3 separate regions of the Homo sapiens genome follow, and regions 1 and 2 are each linked to region 3. The links are chromatin contacts, found by Hi-C or POLR2A ChIA-PET in ENCODE. All regions are on one chromosome and are shown on one strand. Each heading gives the region's core, a stretch centred on a gene start or an enhancer-like site at or near the end of the contact. The rest is flanking DNA. Distances are from core to core; before and after follow the strand shown.

The links. A loop is a pair of places that touch in the nucleus more often than their neighbours do. ChIA-PET counts read pairs that join two places held with the same protein, here RNA polymerase II (POLR2A). Pooled maps may share reads with other maps.
Region 1: a map of OCI-LY7 shows a loop between it and region 3 (4-fold over the local background). The contact joins two enhancer-like sites. A Hi-C loop is called at or near these places in 3 of 168 maps with a recorded cell type or tissue (OCI-LY7, breast epithelium and naive thymus-derived CD4-positive, alpha-beta T cell) and 1 of 50 pooled maps. POLR2A ChIA-PET finds 5 or more read pairs at or near these places in 6 of 52 experiments (CD4-positive, alpha-beta T cell, OCI-LY7, activated T-cell and 2 more).
Region 2: a map of endometrial microvascular endothelial cells shows a loop between it and region 3 (4-fold over the local background). The contact joins two enhancer-like sites. A Hi-C loop is called at or near these places in 6 of 168 maps with a recorded cell type or tissue (MCF 10A, chondrocyte, endometrial microvascular endothelial cells and 2 more), 3 of 37 single-sample maps with no recorded cell type and 10 of 50 pooled maps. POLR2A ChIA-PET finds 5 or more read pairs at or near these places in 7 of 52 experiments (HCT116, MCF 10A, OCI-LY7 and 3 more).

What each region holds. Positions count from the first base shown.
Region 1 is chr20:52,998,963-53,002,841 of GRCh38, reverse strand. All of the region lies in intron 1 of TSHZ2 (teashirt zinc finger homeobox 2), which reads right to left. Among named protein-coding and RNA genes, the nearest start is that of TSHZ2, 29 kb to the right of the region's middle. Within about 2 kb of position 1,706, at least 6 of the 41 ENCODE cell types and tissues checked have a DNase peak (open chromatin) inside an H3K27ac peak, as active enhancers do; they include OCI-LY7, where a contact is called at or near this core.
Region 2 is chr20:53,075,932-53,079,836 of GRCh38, reverse strand. The region is part of intron 1 of TSHZ2 (teashirt zinc finger homeobox 2); the gene reads right to left. Among named protein-coding and RNA genes, the nearest start is that of TSHZ2, 110 kb to the right of the region's middle. Within about 2 kb of position 2,201, at least 5 of the 41 ENCODE cell types and tissues checked have a DNase peak (open chromatin) inside an H3K27ac peak, as active enhancers do.
Region 3 is chr20:53,039,092-53,043,515 of GRCh38, reverse strand. All of the region lies in intron 1 of TSHZ2 (teashirt zinc finger homeobox 2), which reads right to left. Among named protein-coding and RNA genes, the nearest start is that of TSHZ2, 69 kb to the right of the region's middle. Within about 2 kb of position 2,680, at least 7 of the 41 ENCODE cell types and tissues checked have a DNase peak (open chromatin) inside an H3K27ac peak, as active enhancers do; they include OCI-LY7, where a contact is called at or near this core.

The sequences.
Region 1 (3,879 bases), core at 457-2,956, 40 kb after region 3:
CTGCTCACAGATAAACTTCTATTGATTTATTAATACACACGTCGTACCTGGAGAATGTGATAAAACTTATGTTCTTTAAAGCTTGCCCGTAGGTCCCAAATACTGTACTGGACATCCTTATACTAAACATTCTTTTATATTATCTGAAATTCAAATTTAACTGTGCATCCTGTTCTTTTTTATAAATTTATTTTTTATAAATAAAAATATTTATTTTCTTTTTTATAAATTTATTTTATTGCTAATTCTGGCAACATCACTTAAGAGGTAACATCAAAAGGTGGGTAAAAGCATAAGATTTCAAGCCAGAGAATGGAGGCTGTGGTTTGGGGCAGACCATGACCTCTCCTTGAGCCTTGGTTTATTTTTCAGGGTAATGGAAAGAATAATCATGCCAGCTTATTTGTTAGGAAGATGAAAAAAAGATAATGTATGACAGTTTCTTTCATTTTGTATTATTTTTAGATTGTGATTGGCTGATGGACGCTCCACAAAGTATGAAATTTACTCAGAGTTAAACCAGAAGGGTCGACAGCACGGGCTTGGAAGTCAGGTACCCCTGGCTAGGTAGATCAGCCTGGCCTCTAAGCAGCTGCAGAAGCTTGGCCGAGTCACCTGACTTCACTGTGTGCCTCTTTGTCATTTCTAACATGGATACCATTATGTCTCTTTACTGGGGTGAGAATTAAAATGCAAAAATTCACCCAAAGCCTGTGTGGCACAGAGTAAGTGTCCAATAAGTTCCGGCTCTCACTTGTACTACAATGAAGTGATGTGAGTTAAGGTGACAAAAGCAACCTTAGATTTTCCTCCCTGGGTTGGTTGTGTGCCTCACAATAGAGCCTGGTGAGTGTTGACAACTTCCGTTTTCTTTTTATACTTCCTTTAAGCCTTGATAAAAAGGTCACAATGATGTTCTTTAGTCCGTTCTCCATCAAAGCAGTGAAATATCATCCAAGCAGCTCAGGAACTCCGTTCTAGACAAGCCTTCTCAAAACCACAGCTATGCCACTATCAAACAATGATACTCTGTTTATGAAACTCAATAGGGAAGACATACGTAACGTTAAACCTTCCTGAAATGTCACACACTTTTAAACAAGTGTTTTAGTTGTGCATGTTTTACCTCTTTTCTTTCAAAATGAAACAGAAGACGAGGTGGGGCTTTATTTAGTCTGGGGCAAAAGAAAAAGTTTCATCCAGCAGAGTTTAGCTCCCCTGTCAGATGATAAATGAGACAGGTGATTTTTTCGCTTCCTTATTCTTGAAAAAGCTAGCAATGGTGAGAAACAATCATCTTTAGGTCTGAGTGAAGCAAGGGGTCTTCCTTTCTCCTATTTTCCTTTCATCCTCTACCTAGCATTATTTCTTCTCGAATGTGTTTTTAACACTAGTTGTTCAAACAGGTCATGAATCCTTTCTCCTTCCTTGATATACATTTTGACTGTTGCCAGAAACTACCTTTGATGTGTTCCTGTAGAGAATAACACAGGCTTTCCTGTTTGTCTCAGAGCTGCTGAACTGAAGCTTCAACTACAGAGAACAAAACCATCTGCATTTAAAAAAATATCAGCACCCCCTCCCAAACACACACACACACACACACACACACACACACACACACACACACACACACGCACATGAACGCACACACAACATTGTCATTGTAAACCCAGACCGGGTCTCTCTGGGGTTCATAGAGTTCCTGTTGTGCCTCTCTTGGTTGTTTTAATGTGAGTTTTCATCACGCTACTCCTCATCTCTGCTATCTGTGTCTTAAAATAGCAACAGTCATTATCAGATGGCTGTCCCCCTCTTCCACTCCTGGCTGAACTAGAGAGCCTCTCAGATTTCCCCACCAAACCTCTGAATCCATCTGAGGTTTGCTCATCTGTCTTTCTAAGTCAGCAGAAGGAAAAACACAGGAAGACTGTGCCTTGAGCTATAACGAACCCTGGACATCCCCCAGCTTGTGTCAGTATCTCCCGAGGAAACTTTTCATGGAATCAGAGCGCTGGAAGAGACCTCAAGAGATCAAAAAGTCCTGAAAAACAAGGGTTCTAAGAAACTGAGAATCACAGAATATTAAAAATGCAAAAAGCTTCCGTCATCTCATCTCCTATCTTTCTCATCCAGGTGAAATTGTTTCCATTATTTTGACTTTTCCCTATTCATCCCACTTTCTGATCCTATAACAGTGTTTATCCCATTTCTATAACTTGCATGATTTCTGTTTTATCTCCATACTGCCTGTATTATTATTTTTTAAAAATTGATTTCAAAAAGATTCATTTTTTTCTTTACATTGGATTGAGCAGTAACATCCATGAAATCAGTTTTAATATATTAGTTTTACTTTCCCCTTCTATTACACAGCAAATGAAACCATAATTATTTTAAAAATTCATGCTTCTACCACCTAAAACAATCACTCATATGACTGTCCTACACATACAACAAGTTGGAAAAAAATACACTAGGGCAGAAGCCAGCAAACTTTTCCAATAAAGGACCAAATAGTAAATTTGAGCTTTGCAGGCCAAGAGACAAAATTTAAGATATTATATAGGTACTTATATAACCTAAGAAAACTAATTTTCACATTTCCTCCCAATCATTAAAAAATGTAAAAACCATTCTAACCCATAGGTCATACAAAAACAGGTGGCGTTTAGCTCACAGGTCACAGTTTGTCAACCCCTGCTTGAAACATATATCTGATACTTACTTGAACCTTCTCTGAAATGTCTATAATGGTGAGTGAGACAGAAAAAGACTCATTGGACGTCTGCGAAGATGAACTATTTGGACATCATAAGTGTTTAGCATAACACCAGGCACAAACAACATTACTCAATAAATATTAGCTGTTGTTTTCATTACCATCATCATCGTCACCATCTTCTTCTCTCTTAGTGGGGTTGGTTAACCACTGAGTATGTGGCTTGGCACACAGTAGGCACTCAGTGAAAGCTAGATGGTGTTATTATTTCACATGGTTGGGGTATACAGCATCTCAACCATTTGAGCACATCAGACTTAACTGTAGGATTTTTTAAAAACACACATGCTGGTTTTCCACCCCCAGAAATCCCAGTTTGCCCAAGGAAAAGCTGAGCACATGACTTTTTTTTGAAAGCTCTAGAGGCGATTCTGATGATTCCAGTCACAAACCAGTGGCTGATAGAGGGAGGAAAATCTGGGCAACAGGGTAGGAAATCCCAATCTCTAGACTGGCCGTTTGCTCTGCTCAGTTTTATGGTCACATACGACACCAGCTGGTGCTTAGCCCACTTTGGAAATGTTGGATTCCATCTGTCAGTCAGTCATCAACCGATGCTAACTGAGGAGACCTATCGCACACTGGCCCTTGAGCCAAGTGCTCAGATACAAAAATGAAGGAGGCAAAGGCTCTATGGTTTATAGCCCCCTTCCCTCACCTTCCCTCCCTTTGCCACCCTTTGTTTTTCTTCTTAGCCCCTTTTTAACCACATGGCATCTTAAGTATATATGTTGCTTCTGTCCCCTGAGAGCAGGGTCCTGATGGATCTTACTCATTACTGCTGCTACAGAACAGTGCTTGGCACCCAGGTGGTGTGCTTAATAAAGATCTGTGTTAAGGAGGTGAATCGGGAACTCTGTGCATCTTGGAGAACCACTCTGATTCCAACCCAAGGGAGAGCATGAGGCCTCAGACTCATGGGTCTTGGAATGTGGCAGTGAAGAGTGGAATGTGGCAGTGAAGAGTAGAACGTGGTTTTCAGCTCTGCCATCATTTTGCTAGTCTGAAATCACTGCTGTAAGTTTCAGTTTATTCATTTATAAAATTTATAAAATGTTGTGAGGATTAAGTGGTATAATGCTGAATGTGTGGAAAGT
Region 2 (3,905 bases), core at 952-3,451, 37 kb before region 3:
AAGAAAAAAAAAACAGAAAAAGAAAAAGGTTACTAGTAGCTATAGTAGCTATCTGCTGGTGCTTTTGTGAAAATTAAATGAGATAAAGGGTATAGAGTGGCTAGTGTGATAGAGGGCACAGTCAGCACTCAATACATTTATTTATAGAGTTATTATCGTTTTATTACCAGTGTGGGGCCAGCTGATATTCACTTCGTTAGGCATATTGGCACATAATCCAGCTGTTTGAAATAGTGCCTGGCTCAGACCAAAGCCTTGGAATTTGGCCTCTAAAGACTTGAAGTCTCTGCATTCCTGATTTTTTCCTTTCTGTATTCCCAATACACAGGATTATTCTGTCTCTGTAGCGCTAAGATGCCTTAAACATAGCAGCGATTTGAGAGGGTTTTGCACTTGCTCTGCAGATTAACCTCTTCCAGTGTGAACATGTCACTGTCTACGTTAACCACTGTCTGGCAACCCGCATGAGATATGCACACTGTTGTCTCTATTTCTCATCTCTCATTTATTTTTCAACCCACCCAGTCTGGCTTCTCCTCCCATTGGTCTACTGTGAATGCTTTTACTAAGTTCACCCAGGAGCTCAGCCAAGTTAAGTCCAGTGTGCATTTTTTCAACTTGCACCTTACTGACTTCTACTAAAAGTAGTTAGTAGAGCTAACCACTTTTTCCCTCTTGAGACACTCTCTTCTCTATTACTTCCTATTTTGACAATCACCCTATGTTGATAGTCTTCCACGCTCTCCAAAAGCTCATGTTTTGCAGACTTTTTTCCTTTTCAATGTTGGATATTGGCCTTTCTCAGGGCTTAGTCTTTCTTCCTCAATAATCTCACCCTAAACATGCTCGTCCACTGCCAGGGGTTCATTATGTTCTATTTGCTAGGACTTTGACATTGATGTAATTGGGTATTATGTTGAAATCCAGATAAGTACCCAATGGTCTTCTCCCTAACTCTTGAACATCAAACTTAACAGTTCCCAAATGGAATTACGATTTTTACCTTTACCAAAATTTTCCCCCACTCCATTATTCCCAGCGTACCTCTAAATTTACCATATAGCCAAGCTCTATTGATTTTTACCACCAAATCTATCTCAATCCACCCACTTCTCTACATCTCTATTGCTGCCAGCCTAGTCTAAGCCACCATCTTTTTGTCACCTGATTATCACAGTAACTACCTCACTGCTGTCCTTGAATCCATCCTCATTCTACTCCAATACATCCAGCAAAATGCAGCCAGGGTATTTTTCAAAGATAATTTATGATGTAATCCTGTGACTAAAAACCTATAATAATTCCTCCATGCTCAAAGACCACATCGAAAAGTGTTAACATGATCCCAAATATGCCAGAGTCCCTCTAATCCAGTTTTATCTTGTACCATTTCATGTCTTTTTTCAAGAAATATTTAACGAGTATTTATTAGGTGTCAGGCATACTGTAGTTCTTGGACTTGGCAAATCTTCTACAATGAACAAGTATTACTCAAAATTTTAATTTAAAAAATGTCTAGGTGTTCATTCAAAGGAATAGAAAAAAAGCTGTCATGAAATGGTTAAACCCACATTATTTTCTCTATTCTGAGTAATCCCCCTAAGTGCAAAACTCTTTACTCATATGTTTTTAGATTTTGGGTTTAGATCTTTGACTTCAGGAAATCTCCCTTTCTTAGCGTGAACACACAGATTTTGCAGTCTAAAGCTGGATTCGTGATTGATAGAAGCTCTTCGCATGTCATTCTCCCTCCTTTCCGATAGATTCACTCTCAGAAACAGTCATGCAAACTCTGCCTACGCATTCAGTAAATTGGAGAAGTTGACATTCTAAACATCTAAAAGGTAAGGATTTGGGTAACAGAAACTCACCCACATTGTACACAGGGCACATTTCAATTTTCTGCTGCAGTACTCAGAGGAGATTAGAGTGTTCACAAAGTTAAGAAATTTCAGAACAGACAGGGAGAGTGAGCAGCCAATTTCCATTGCATCTTTGCAAGTGACTATCAGGAAATTTGTTATTAATTTTGTCCAAGGTGATGTAATCCAAACATTAGTCACCAACCTCCTTTTCAGCGATAACGAATGATCTATTAATTGCCACACTGACTGGCCTTTTGTCAGGCTTTGTTTTTCTTTGACCTTTGTGCAGTATTTGATACCTCCACTACCCTGTCTGTGTGACTCAGGCTTGGCTGCTGTGTATGATGTGCCTAAACCTCCTGGGTCGTCCTCCCTTCTGTTTGCCTTTCTATCTCTGGATCATCCAGAATTGCTCCTAATATGTGGACAGGTCCCAAGACTCTGGTCTTGTCAATCTTTTCTCCCCTTGCTAACTCTCCCTTCTCAAACAAAACTAATTCACTCTCACAGCTCCAACTGTACAGATGATCCCCAGAGTATTATCTTTTTTTTTTTTTTTTTGAGGTAGAGTCTTACTCTGTCATCCTGGCTGCAGTGCAGTGGCACAATCTTGGCTCACTGCAACCTTTGCCTCCAGGGTTCAAATGGTTCTCCTGCCTCAGCCTCCCAAGTAGCTGGGATTACACGCACACGCCACCATGCTATTTTTTTTTTGTATTTTAGTAGATACAGGGTTTCACCATGTTGCCCAGGCTGGTATCGAACTCCTGACCTCAAGTGACCCACCCGCCTTAGCCTCCCAAAGTGCTGGGATTACAGGCATGGGCCATCGTGCCTGGCCTCCAGAGCATTATCTTTACCTCTCATCTCTGCTAAGCTCATAGACTTGTGTCTTCAGCACCTGAGAGACTACTTCCACTTGGTCACACTTTTCCTTTCCCCTCTTTTGCTTTTCCATCAGAATTTACCTCTCCACTCTCTCTAAGCCCGAGTTCTCTTAGGAATACCATGATTCTTCCGGATACAAAAATGCAAAACTCTGAAACTGCACATCAGGGTCTTGTTTATAACTCTTTCTTTAATGACTTCCCATCACTCTCTGAATTGCGTCCAAAATGAATTATGCATCTGCAAGTCCCTTTTATAATTTAACTCTTTCCAGCCTTCCAGGATCCTCCATCTAGTCCTTCATCAGGTTGTGTTTTCCTAAGTTCATTGAATGTGCAACATCTTCCTGCCTCATGTTGTCAGCAAATAAGGTACCTGTGCCTAAAATGTTCTCCACTCCATGGCCTGCTCCACCCTCACCTCCCACCATCAACCTAATTTAGTGCTGTTTTTTTCTTTTTTAGCTGTGAGCTTTGACATCACTCATCTCAGTAAGCCCTCAGTGATCTTCAGACTGGGTCAGGACCTCCGCATCGCTTGTATGGAATCTGGCCCAGTCCTTTCATAGTATTAAGCACAACTGAAACGTGCAGTCTGATACTGGTTTCCCCACTAGATTGTGAGCTCTGTGAAGGCAAGGACTTGCTCATCTACTTTCATCCAGTGCCTGGCACACAATAGGGCCTCAGTAAGTTGAACAAATGAATGAATGAATTAAATCACACTTTGGTGACTCCATTATCAGCCATGTGCAGTTTGCCAGCAAATTCAGCAATTTTTCTGGTTAATATCACTCCACCCTTCCTTCCTGTCTCCATCATCCTTTCTGCTGTCATCCAGTCCAGGCTCTCATCATCTCTTGCTTGGATCACTGTAAGAGCTCAACTGTTTTCTTCAGATCTCTCTTTGCTGTGATTAGTTTTGTAAACTACTGCCAGATTAATCCTTCAAAAAATTCTTTGTGTTATTCCTTTGCTCAGTAATCCTTGACCACTCTTTTCTGTCTACAGAACAAAGTGAAAAGTGTCCTAGGGTCTCAGAGTCGAAAGGAACCTTGAAGATCATCTGGTGTAACCACCTCTCGCTAGAAGTGAGGAAAGCGAGGTCAAGAGGGGTTGGGTGACTTGCCAAAGAACAAGGAATCAGTGTTTC
Region 3 (4,424 bases), core at 1,431-3,930:
AAACTCAGACACTTAGGGTTACAAGCAGAGTTTCTCAATCTTGGTGCTATTGGCATTTTGGGCAGGATGATCCTACATTGTGAGGGCTGTTCTGTGTAATTGATAATATTTATCAGTATTCCTGGTCTCTACCTAATAGATGCCAGTAGCAAACCCCACTCCCTGAGTTGTGACAACAAAAACGGGGACATTTGGTAATGTCCCCTGAGAGGCAAAACCACCTCCTGTTGAGAACAGTATAAATAAGGCATATAAAGTATAACTGAACATCCCTTCCCCAGAATAAAAACTTCCCTGATGTAACCACTGTTACCAGTTTCATTTATATTTTTCCAGCAATTTTTTTATGCACAATCAAATTTACATTCACCTTTATCCCGTCTCCATGCAGACATAGATGCTAACTTTTTTCCCCTAAAACTGGAATTATGCTTTCTTTGCCAACCTAAAAAAATTAAAATATTTCTTATTTACCTGTCCACATGCCTGTATTTAGAGGTTCTGCCTACTTTAAGAAACAGTGACACTGCACTCCACTGGAATCATGCACTCTAATTTATTTAACTGACTTTTTAGTGATGGACATTTAAGTATTTCCAGCTTTCCCTACTATAAACAATACTGCATTGAATATTTTTTATATTTACATCCTTGCACATTTGTGCCAGCATTTCTAGTGGAATTGCTGGATCGAAACATATGCACTTATAACAATGATAGATTTCCGCAAATTTTCCACTAAATCCCCAATAGATGTTTTAGCCTCCTTGGTAGCCTTGGAAGCTTGGAATTCCAGTGTTTTTTTTTTTTTTTTCTTCTCTACTTCCATAATAGTGTAGTAGTTAATAGCATGGATAAATGTCAGTTGTTCTGAGGCTGAGTAACTGACTTTCACTTTCTGAAGTGAAAGAACTCGAAATTTGAGTCCCAATTCCATCATTCCCTATGATCTTCATGTTTCATTAGGCAAATTGTTTAAACTCACTTTCCTCATCCATAATAACAATAATAGTACTGCCTCTTTCAAAGCATTGTCAGAATTTATTGAGATTATATATAATAATAGCAGTGTGTGTATATATACGAATGTATATGCCTAGCACACTGAAGTGATTTCTCACAGTTAATAATAAAAATCAAGGGAGTAGGAGGTTCAGAAAAAGTAACGCCAAAATGTGTATACAATCTAACAATTAAAGAACATTGTGTTGCCAGATGATTCAGTACCCTCTAAAAAGATGAACTTCAGATGATCCTAAAATGAACATGATAGAAGGAAAAATATTTTCCCTCACCAAGGAGATTGTAATTAATGTTTGAATCACTCGATGCTTATGAATCCAGCAGAGGGATAAATACCTATATTTATATACATACACACAGAAGATATTAATATATATGCTTTTGAAACATGCCCCCACACATTTATATAAGAGAATGTCATGGGCATATGTTTTTTTTTTCCCACATTTGGGTAATATGCTGCAATGTAGGAGAGGCTTATTTCCTTCCAGGAAAATCTCAGAATGCTCCTCTCTGTTCTTGCTGGGAGGAACTTGCCACCATAATCAGATTTCCTGGAAAACAGACTTCCAATTCACCTGAAATGCTTCAAAGAAGTTAGAAGAAGGAATGAGCTCATGCCAGTAGGGCTGCTTTAGGCAGTGGGTATCAAGGATCATCTCGATCCTGTTTTAACACTTTTCTTTCAAGTTTCAGGAGACTCGTGGCATGGATTTTGCAGAAAGGCGAATCTGTATTCAAATGCTGGCTCTGCCACTTACCAGCTGCATACTTTTGGCCAGCTTAACTTCTCTGGGCCTCACCTTCTTCATCTGCAGTGTGGGATAATTACTATGCCACAGGGTTCTCCGAGGATTAACTAAAAGAGTGAGCGTGACTTGGCATCTGTTATATTAGCCTATCCAGTATCTGGTAATTTGACCCTAGTCTTCCTTGAGAAACTGTCCCCTTTATGTCGTTGGTCCTGGAGGGTCACATGGGCTGACTCCTAGGCTGGCTCCAGGGCTGAATGGGTGACCCAGAACTGGCGGATCAGAGAACTGCATTCCCTGGGCAAAGCAACAGGCTTAGGACTGGGCATGGAGACTCAATTCCCAGATGTCTACTAGAAATGTTAAAAAGTAAATCTGGGCTTATTGAGATATTAGGATGTAATCTGATTTTGGCATCTTGCTAGGTCCTGAGAATAGAAGTTTCCAGAAGAAAGCAGAGATGGAAAGAATAAGACCTAATTCTGATGAGTCATTTGAGCCCTTATGTCCAACTTGGCAACGCCAAGGCCTCCCCGGCCTTTTGGAGACATGGGCCATAAATTAATCTTCTTGATTTAAACCCACTGGGTTTCCAATCACTCGAAACTTAGAGTCCTCACTAATAAAATATGCAAAAGGTTCAGTCCACTGTCTGGTAATTAGTGCACAAGGAGCCGGGTGGGCACTTAGGAGACGGCTCAGCTTCCTGCAGAGACTAACCAGTTTCGTTTCCCCTTGGCACCTGAGAAGAGAGGGCTGACTGACAATGCCAGGAGATCAGGTTCATGGCACGGTAAAGAAAGCAGCTGCTGTGTGAATAGGAACAACAGGAACCCTGAGCCCAATTTACTCATACTTGGCACCGTGCCAGGCTGTGGGGTGTCAAACTCGGGGAGGGAGCAAATGCTGCGCCTAAGGAAGGCTGAGCTGATGCAACCTGGGCCCCACTGTGGGATCAGCTGGAAGACACCGCACCTGGGTAAGGGTCGTTGGGTCCAAGGGTGGACACTAAGTCCCCAAACAAACAGGAAAAACAAAACAAAATGGACCCTGCCACCAGGTCAGGGCTAAGCCCCCACAACCAGGCTTCCGTGAAAGGCTAAGGCCTCACTTTGATGATAAAATGCACAGGGAAGAACACGTGGCCAGGGACAGATGCAGCAATGATGGGTGGGGGGACGGGGTGGGAGCAAACTGCACTCAGAGAGCCCAGTTTGTATCCCAGCTTCTCTGCTCTCAAGTTGTGTAACCTCATTCATTTATCCATGCCACCCCTTGGCTCAAAACCCTTCCATGGCTCCCATTGCATTTGACACCAAAGGCTGAGATATTTAGCACAGCCCACAAGCCTTTGCACCACTTACCCCACACCTGCCCTCTGATTTAGCCCTCCTCCCTCCACACCAGCCACACAGGTGCCATGCGGCTCCAAATTGACCAACATGACTCTGCCCCAGGACTTTTGTGCTTCTTCCTGGAACATGTTTCTCCTAGACATCACCATGACTTGCTCCTTTACTTCATTCAGGTCTCACCTTGTCAGACAGGCCTCGTCTCTGGGCTGATTGCTTTACCCCACCACCACTGTGCATCTCTCCCTGAGGTCCTAACTAACTATTCACTGTTTTTGTTTTTTTAGACGGAGTCTTGCTCTGTCTCCAGGCTGGAGTGCAGTGGCTCGATCTTGGCTCACTGCAGCCTCCGCCTCCTGGGTTCAAGCGATTCTCCTGCCTCAACCTCCCGAGTGGCTGGGGCTACAGGCCTGCACCTCCACGCCTGGCTAATTTTTGTATTTTTAGTAGAGACAGGGTTTCACTGTGTTAGCCAGGATGATCTCAATCTCCTGGCCTTGTGATCCGCCCACTTTGGCCTCCCAAAGTGCTGAGATTACAGGTGTGAGCCACCACAGCCGGCCCTCTTCACTGGTGTGTGTGTGTGTGTGTGTGTGTGTGTGTGTGTTTGAGATGGAGTCTAGCTCTGTCACCCAGGCTAGAGTGCAGTGGCACAATCTCTGCTCACTGCAACCTCCTCCTCCCAGGTTCAAGCAATTCTCATGCCTTAGCCTCCCCAGTAGCTGGAATTACAGGTGCCTGCCACCACACCCAGCTAATTTTTTGTGTTTTTAGTGGAGACGGAGTTTCACCATGTTGACCAACTATTCACTCTTTTGCTTAGTATCTGTCTTTCCCTCCTAGAGTAGAGATTTTTATTTGTTTTGTTCACTGCTGTATCCCCAGTGCCTAGAGCAGTGTCAAGTGCACAGAAAGAGGCCTATAAATATTTGTTCAATTTATTTGGTTAACACATATTTAATAAAGATCTACCTGTACCAGGTGTGAATACAACAGCATCGAGAGAGAAAAAGGTACTGACACTTGTTGTTGAGAAATATTCATGTAGACAAATTAAAGAACAACAAGAGTGTGGAAAGTTCTCTGGGGTGATCAAGGATGGCTGGGAACAGGGAGTATTTTTAATCAGATGATCGGGGTAGGTTCCAAAGTGGATGAAGTCACTGAGATGGTGAGAAAGCACATCCCCCCATGTGTAGACCAAGAAGGAGAAGGGTTCCAGATGGCAGGAATGAAAAGTGTAGGGAGGTGGAAGTGGGTGGATCACCTGAGGTTGGAAGTTCGAGACCAGCCTGAC